Regions from separate parts of the Homo sapiens genome. Here region 1 is linked to region 2. Evidence: chromatin loops called from intact Hi-C (ENCODE). Cell type or tissue: dorsolateral prefrontal cortex. All regions are shown on one strand. Each heading gives the region's core, and the rest is flanking DNA. Links, peaks and the distances in the headings are about the cores only. Region 1 overlaps ASTN2 (astrotactin 2). Region 2 overlaps ASTN2 (astrotactin 2).

Evidence for each region. A loop is a pair of places that touch in the nucleus more often than their neighbours do. Peaks named below come from ENCODE experiments on the same cell type or tissue, not always from the same donor. Only the 100,000 strongest peaks of a DNase experiment are listed, where the experiment ranks them.
Region 1: a loop joins it to region 2, with 6 times the contacts of the local background. A loop is called at or near these places in 1 of 110 quality-filtered maps.

The regions. Positions count from the first base shown.
Region 1 is chr9:117,321,017-117,325,410 of GRCh38, reverse strand. The region is part of intron 1 of ASTN2 (astrotactin 2); the gene reads left to right. Among named protein-coding and RNA genes, the nearest start is that of ASTN2, 92 kb to the left of the region's middle. In dorsolateral prefrontal cortex, for the core only: no CTCF peak of the experiment used is centred there; a DNase peak (open chromatin) is centred at 1,830.
Region 2 is chr9:117,401,967-117,406,360 of GRCh38, reverse strand. All of the region lies in intron 1 of ASTN2 (astrotactin 2), which reads left to right. Among named protein-coding and RNA genes, the nearest start is that of ASTN2, 11 kb to the left of the region's middle. In dorsolateral prefrontal cortex, for the core only: no CTCF peak of the experiment used is centred there; a DNase peak (open chromatin) is centred at 2,640; H3K4me3 peaks cover 1,043 bases; H3K27ac peaks cover 3,940 bases.

The DNA of each region.
Region 1 (4,394 bases), core at 151-4,150, 81 kb after region 2:
AATGAACATCAGAGAGGCTGCCTGAAGAGCCCATGGCAATGAAAAAGACAGGAGGAGGGCAACTGTCTGCATCTGGCTATAGGGTCAGAAACTGAGAGGTGAGCCTGTACACTCTGGCCCAGACATCCCCATGTGGATAATCCAGAATTGTCTTGTGGCATCTGGAAGGGGAGGCCAGAATCTGTGTTGGACTGGCCAGAGTCTAGCCTGTCATCAGCCTCTCCCTCAGGGCTCAGGGTGAAAAGTCTATGCTTCAGATGGCGTCTCTTGTCTGCTTGTTTTATTAATAAATATGTTACATGGATGATTCCACTCTCTGTTATCAACCCACTTCTCCTGGACATTGAAACAAGTTCAGTGCTCCTGAAATGCAGCATGCCAGGTCCCAGACCCATCACCGCCTCTCAGAATTCCCAGCTTTAGGGGCCTAGACAAGTTCTGCCTCTGCATTAAATTTCTCCCCATAGCACTCCCTTTCACTCCCACTGCCCATAGATATATCCCTTCCTTTTGAGGGTAGAGTAGACAGAGAGCTATCCAAGGTATCTCATCCCTCCTTAAACTGTTTAAATCTCTGCAGTGGCTACCCATGGATATCAGGAGAAATTCCAGATCCTTAGCATGGCCTGGGAGGTCTGGCATGCTTCAGCCTCTGCCCAGCTCTCTAGCCTCACCACTTGCTATGGCCTCTCCCTGCCTCCCCAAATCTATGTACTGGGATTGCATAATTTTTTTTCTAGTTTTTTGAAGGATCCATGATATGGTTTGTCTGTGTCCCCACCCAAATCTCATCTTGAATTGTAATCCCCATAATCCCCACATGTCAAGGGAGGGACCCAGTGGGAGGTGACTGTATCATGGGGGCCATTCCCTCATGCTGTTCTCATGATAGTGAGTTCTCACAGGATATGATGGTTTTGTAAGTGTTTGGCAAGTCCCTCTTTCACTCACTCTTCTCTCTCCTGCTGCCTTGTGAAGAAGGTGCCTGCTTCCCCTTCTGCTATGATCGTAAGTTTCTTGAGGTCACTTCAGCCATGCAGAACTGTGAACCAATTAAACCTCCTTTGTCTACAAATTACCCAGTCTCACGTAATATCTTTATAGCAGTGTGAGAATGGACTAATACCATCCATATTTGGATCTATTGTTTCCTTATGTTCACATATCTGTTCACCTTGGCTGGAACACTTTTGTCCTTTCTCTTTCCCTGGAAAATTCTACTCATCCTATAGCTCCCAGCATAGGTGTCCTGGCCTCCTGTGAGCTTGCATGAGTGTGGCTGGGTTGGGCTTCCTTTTTCACCTTCCATAGCCACCTGTTGCTCGTCCCATCAAGCATTTTTTTCACATGGGATTATGTACTGTATGGGCTGATTGGCACTTCTTTCTCCTTAGTTAGGAGGGCACATGACTGACTACATATGTCTTATTTATCATTGTGTCCCCTGAATTTAGCATGGTGTCCAGCCGATATTTGGGCACTCAGTAAATATTTGTTGGTCGATTAAGTGAAGTGAGTTACACAGATGTAGATTTAACTCAGTTTTACTCTGAGTGTTCATTCCTCATCAACAAAGTATGTGTGTCATAATAACTGCCTAGCTACAACAAGGGCTAAAATAAAAAATATATATATAAAGAAAGAAAAGAAATTAGAATGTTTGCAACAGGAAACCTTGTGGGAAATAATTAGTATTAGAAGGAGGGTGAATCCTGGACATATTTCACACTGAAAACATTGTTGAGTTATAATACTGAAGGTTTCTTTGTGCTTGTTGAGCCTCTTCCATGCCCCCACCTCCAGCCTCTTTGAATGAATCCAATGTCAGTGATTCAGAGTAAGAACAGGGAGTGGGATGGTGTTCTGAAGGGTGGGGGCTGGAGTAAAGCCATTGCCAGAGATATTGGGAAGTCTTCAGGCTGGCAAAGCCATAAACCTTTCGGAAGCTAAGATCCATGTTCCCTGAAGAGGCTCTATCTAAGGCCGGAGCAAAGAGGTTAATTCCAGACGTTGGGTAAATGCAGTTAGGATCAAATGGTAGTGGTGGTGGTGGTAGTCTTTGAGGGGTTAGGTCTTGATTGATTGCCTGGAATGCCAGTTTATATTTGAGAATGAGGCTTTGGGGGGTCAGAGGTGGGGCAGACAGACTGTGCACAGATCAGTTTAATGCAGACAATTTTCTGATTTTGTAGGAGAAATTGTTCTTTTCATGGTATCTCTGTGTGTATATGTATATGTGTGTGTGTGCACACATAAAAATGAGTCACTCTGTCTCTGCACCAGACATACTATGGGAATGGATACACTTCAGACCCCAGGACTGTCAATCTAACATCAGGGCTAAAACTAAATTAAAACAAAAATCTGCAGAGAGGAATTGGAATACCGTAGTATTTTTGTTACCTTTATTAAATTCTGGACTTGACTCTAGGAGAGTAGAAGGAAAAAAAAATTATTGTTCTTATTTCAGCCCCGAAGGTCCCCATTACTGGAAAGGTTGAAGGAAAATAATAACACCACCAGAGACAGGAGAGTGTTGAAAATGCCCATAGTCCTCTGCTTTGGTCTGTGCTGCTGTGGAAAGAAATCTTCCATTGCCCTGGGTCTCCAGCCCAACTTGTGCCTGTGCTGGGGGCCCAGGCATACACATCAACAAAGCTCATACCAACCTGCCTGCCACTTCACTGCCCAGATTCAACAGGATTTATGGCCTGGTAAGGAGGAAGCAGCAAGGTGCACCTCCCCAAGACCTAAAAGCCCAAGGCAGAGGGCTCTGTCTTTGGCTACTGTAGGAAGCAAGATGGCAAGCATGCAAATGGGAAGACAGAAGGTCAGAAAGGCAGAATGTCAGCCATGCAGACTTAAGTCCATATGCCCAGTTGTGCCATTTGCTGCCTGTGTGATGTTAGATGAGTTATCTCTGCTCTCTGGGAACGAATTACTCCCTAGAAACGTGGAGTAATAGTAGTAGCCTATGATGCAACATTAACATAAAGACATACCAAGATAGGATATACACAGTAGGACTGACACATGGCAGGTGATCATTAAGTGTTAGCCTTCTGTTCATACACGTATTTATTCAGTGCTAGGGCACGGTGTTAAGAACTAGAATTTGAAAATGAATGAAGAAGAGACCTTCCCCTCAAAATGTGCAGTTTTGTTCAAGAGTGCAGAGGGATAACCATAATGTGATAAGGGGGAGTACAACTTGCTGTCAAACAGAGGAGGGGTCTATCTCCTATCCCATCATAGGACATTCTAGAAAGCTTTGCAAAGAAGTGATCCCTGAATTATGGAGCAATAAAGGCTTGCCCGGGGATAAGATGGGGAGGGAGGGAGGGAGAAGATTCCAAACAGAGGGACCAGAATACACAGGCTAGAGTGGTGAAAGACACCATGGCTTTTTTAAAGAATTTGCTTTGTATTAATTGGATTAGTAAATTTTCATCATTTTCTCTTTACAGCAGTAGTTCTCAACAGGAGGTGATTTTTCTCCTAAAGGACATTTGACCATATTTGGAGCCAGTTTTGGTTGTCACAACTGGTGGAGCAGGGAATGCTACTGGTGTCTAATGAGTAGAGGCCAGGGAGGCTGCTCAACATCCCTACAATGCACAAGATAGCGCCCACCTCAAATAATTATCTGGCTTAAAATGTGAATAGTTCCAATGTTGAGAAGCTCTGTTCTAGAGCATCAGAACCTGGCCTGGCAGAGAAGGTGGTTACCTATTTGGTTTAAGATGAATCACAGAACATCCCCACTCCTTGCCCAAATATCCGCTAGTTTTGTCACCATGGTGACCCCTCCTGTCTTGGAGTTGGAGATGCATGACAGTGAACTTTCATGGTGTTTATAACTTGATTCCATTCCTCTGAATTTTTTACTAGGAGCTATGTATACCTTAGCCTGAATTTATTCATGACATTATTCAGTTGTTTAGCAAAGAATGGTGGGAGTGGGGCACACAGCTTTGGATAGGAGTCTATAACATTTTGGAACTGGTTTGTTTAGAGAGAAGGTTGGGAAGGCCAGAGAGAGGCCCTGAAATCTGAGACTGATCCCTGCAGCCAGAAAGATTTATGGTTTTCTGGAGACAAAAATATTTTGTTGAGTATCTGCTCTCAACCTGGTACTGATCTAGGCATGCCACTGCATAATTTCCTGCAGACCTGCCTGATTCTTCTACTGCATCCACAGATATTCACTAAGCACCCGCTGTATGACAGCCACTGTTCAAAGTGTTGGACCTCATGGTTGCCTTCCTATGAATTTAGGCAGGCGTGTTTCTCTCACCACCTGGGCTAGAAGTTTGGTTTTGGTCTGTAGTGGACAACACTGTGTGAAAAAAAACTGATGGGGCACATTGTGTGTCCTTGCTTGACAGAGTTGT
Region 2 (4,394 bases), core at 215-4,214:
TGCCAAGGTCTGACTTATGTTTCAAAAGAATTCCCTACGCTGCTCTGTACAGGACCAACGATGGGTGCAGGAAAGCCTGAAGGAGTCTCTACTGATGAAAAGTAATGGTGGCTTGGAGCAGAGTGAGACCAGAATTTACGCTGTGTGTTTCCTCATGTGTCTCACGCTGTTTGCCTATGTACCCTGTGAGCAGCTAATGTACCTCCTTCATCTCTGGGGCTGTGGTGACTCACCCTTTACTTGGCACATTGTAGGTGTACAGGAGATCTTAGAGAACTAGAACTCTGTGTTTGCTAAGTGTCATCCCAGAATCCACAGTAGACAAAACTTGAGATGGGCTGAATTTGCACTACCCTGTTAAGAGTGAGCCTAAACACTATCCATCCCACAGAGCCTTCCCTCTTCTAAGCACCCATAGCCATTGCTGCTACCTTCTCCTGTCTCCTGATTATTTTGGGGTGATTGCAGGATGGCTAATGAGAACAATGTGATTAGAGGAAAGATCATTGTGTTTGGAGAAGACTCTGTCTTGAGCAGCTTGGAAACCAGGTAAATGATTAGAAACTTTGCATTGTAGCAAACGAAGAGACAATACAAGTTTCAGGGAAATGATACACCATGGTTCCAGGATTATCAAATATCAGAAATGGAAAAATTTAGGACATTATCTAACTGAAACACTTCTATATAAAGATGGGGAAATCAAGGTCACCAAGCCTGTGGTAAAGCAGATGCCAGATCCCAGATCTACTGACCCCTATGTGTTTTCCTTCCATCTTAGGGAAGGGCAGCTGGGAAACTGGGGACAGGAGGAGTTGGAATTCCAGAGTTGTAATGTAACTGGACTTTATCATCCTACATAGGATAGGCTATGAAAACCGTGACCATTTTATGTAACATGTACTATGTCCCAGGTGCCATGATGGTACATTTGTTATCTATTCTTTCTACAGTGCTGAAGGACAGATGTAGCTCATCCCATGTTATAGGGTGAGTTCTGAGGCTCAGAGGAGTGAAGGAACCTACCCAAGATCACACAGCTATTATACAGCTAAGCTCAGTCCAAATCCAGGTCTGCCTGGTTCCATAGTCTATGTTCTGTCTGCCTTGCATGCTGCATAGAACAAGAGATGCTCTCAACTTTTCATCTCTAGACTTTTTTACTTCTTATGTCATCCTCTTCTCATGACCAAGAAGCTGCAGGCGTTTCTTATATAGGAACTTCAGGTGTGACAGCCTCACAGGCCCAAGGGACTGAGCACCTTGTTCTGTGCTGCCAGGAGCTGACTTAGCAGCTCCCCAGGCCCCTTTGCTTGCTCCTTGCTGCTTTGCCAAGACAGCATCTAGGCCTTGTCTCATACTCTCCAGATGCCTCTTGTTACTCCTGGACCCACTTGACAAGCAAACTCCTATGTTTCTGTGCCTTCTTGGTTTCCTCTCTCCTTCCCTCCCTCTATTCTTTCCACCTTCCCTCCTTTCTTCCCCATCCCCTTTCCTTCTTTTTTTTCCCCCTTTTCTTCCTTCCTCCCAACTCTTAGAGAGTTGTCACCTCATGCTCTGCCAAGTGTTTACTAGGGGATCAGTGATCTTGTCCTCTGAGAAATTTGTATAAGCTCTATGTCCTTTTTTGGGAAATGATCAGGGTGTCTGGAGTCTGAGATGTAGCCGCTATCTGGCTAGGTGAACTTGCTTCTCACTCCTGCTCAACCTTGTCAAATTTTTCCACTCAGTACTCCTTAGCATCATTGTGCAGTTTTCGTGTTTCCTCCTTGAATGTGGGATCTATATTATACATACATACACACACATACGTAATATATTATAATGCTATATAAATCCAAATATATAGTGTATCCTTCTAGATTATTAGAATGAGGTAAAATGATGCCTTTGAGATCCAACCCAACTCCTTCATCTATGTAGCGAAGACAAATACATTTTCCAAGGTCCTGCAGCTAATCCACAGCACAACCAAGTCTCTAGCTCAGGTCCTCTGATGGTGGCAGTGTGCTAGAGTGAGACTTTTGCTAGGTCTGAGGACCAAAAGCCCTGGGATCAAATCCCAGATGTGCTAATTCCTAGCTTTAGATTTATGTATGCCACTTCTCTGAGCCTCTGCTTACCCATCAATAACATGAAGAAAACATAATAGTCACTTAATTTTGGAGAGCCCTCCATAACCACATTTTAGTCAGCACTGGGCACTGTGCTAACTTTTTACTTACACTAAGCTGTGTGATCCTTATGGAGATAGTGTGTGCAAAGCACCTAGCGCAGCATCTGGCACACAGCTTGGGCTCTGTGCCTCTTCGCCACCTGGAATCCTTTTTTTGGAAGGAGGTGGAGGTATGAATCAATAATGAATGTAAATTTCCTTTCCCCTCCCCCTCTTTCCACTCCCTCATGCTCCTCTTATGCCTCCTCTCTCCACCTCCCCTCCTCCCCAGCAAGGCAAAAAAGGATGAAATTGACCATTGATGTCTGCTCATTCTCTTGGAGCTGGGGGAAGCTGGGGGAAGCAGGGAATTCCGGGGTTGTTTGAGGACAGTTGGGACAGAAGAGCTCTTAGAGACTGAGTCTAAGGCAGGTGGGTGTTGTGGGAGCAGGCGGGGCAGAATCCTCTCCCTTCTGGTGGTGGCTGGCTGACAAAGCCTTGCTCTCATGCACCCAGGGAAGTCACGAGTGGCTTTGCAAGCAGCCGAAAAGGGAAGGAACATTTCCATTAGCAGAATCAGCAGTAAAGAGATTTCCAGTCACAGTAATAGCTGCATTTGGGGGAATCATTTCAGTGGTGGCTGAGGGCGGAGGAGGGAAGGGGGTGGGGCATCGGGGGAAGGCACAGGAAGACGTCTGGTCTACTTGCACAGAGCTGGGAGATAGCACCAAATTAGAGCCAGGTGCCAGACAGGGTGACTATTCAGGAGCAGGACTGGTCCTTTGACAAACATTCTGGATTCCCTATTGTCCTCCAAATGGACAGAGCTCCATTCTAGAGGGTCCCCATGGGAGGCTGCACACTTATTCAATGCTTCCTTTCCTCTGATTATCTGAATTACTCTTTTCAAGACTTTTACAGCCAGCAGCAACTTGTTTGGCTCCCAGGATTTGTAGGTGGAAGAGTTCCCAGATTATTTAACCCAGGCTTTCCTCAAGTTAGCTGATCATCAGAATCACGGTAGACCTCAGGCTCTCAAGGCCAGACCTGCTGAGGCTCCTGGGGAGAGGCCTGGGAATCTGAACTTCAGCAAGTGTATTGACACCCTGGCCTTTACCTAGAAAACCTCTGTGAAGTGAAGCCCTGTTAGAAGCTCTTCAGCCTCATCCTCCAATGTTCCTTTCCTCCCTCGAGGCTCTAGCCTCATTAATTACTTGCAAATGTCTGAGGGTAACATGCTTATTCTCTTCTCTCTGTTTAGATTGTTTTTGTATTCCTCGTTCACCTGGCCAGCTCCTAGACTTAGCTCTAGCATCTGCTCTAAGGGGTGTCATCTCTAAGGAGCCTTCTCTTTCTCCTCTTGGGCTTAGGTTTTCTTTTCCTGGAGACCTATATACCCTCCATCACACCACCACCACCACCCCACCCCACTCCATGTAGGGTTGCTCTGTTTAGCAAATAAAAATACATGATGCCAACTTAAATTTAAATTTCAGATAAATAATGAATACTTGTTTAGTATAAGTATGTTCCATGCAGTATTTTGGACATACTTATACTAAAAATGTCTCGCTGACTATCTGAAATTCAAAGTGAACTGAGCGTCCTTTATTTTATTCAGAAGCCCGTAGGAAACCTGTGTTTCTCTCCTTCTTGTCTGGGATCACACTATTGATGTGTGATTTGCCCCCTAAACCTGCTCTACCCACATCTTCCCATCTCAGGAAATCAAACTATTAGCCTAGTTTTTCAAGCTAAGCAGTCATTCTTCATCGTTTTCCTTGCCTCTCATCCTTTCAGTCAGCTAACCCTGATGGTTTTGCTTCTTAAATGATTTTCAGGCAGGGTGCAGTGGCTCACGCCTGTAATCCCAGCTCTTTGGAGGCGGAGGCAGGCAGATCACTTTAGGTCAGGAGTTTGAGACCAGCCTGGCCAACATGGTGAAACCCCATCTCTACTAAAAACACAAAAATTATCCAGGTGTGGTGGCAGGTGCCTGTAATCCCAGCTACAGAGGAGGCCGGGGCAGGAGAATCTCTTGAACCTGGGAGGTGGAGATTGCAGTGAGCTGAAATCGTGCCACTGCACTCCAGCCTGGGTGACAGAACAAGACTCTGTCTCAAAAAAACAACAACAGGAAAAGATTTTCAGAATTAACTTTTCATAGTTTCCACTGGCATCACCTTCATCCAAGCTGCCATCCTTTCCCATATCAGCCTCCTAACCGGTCTTCCTGCTG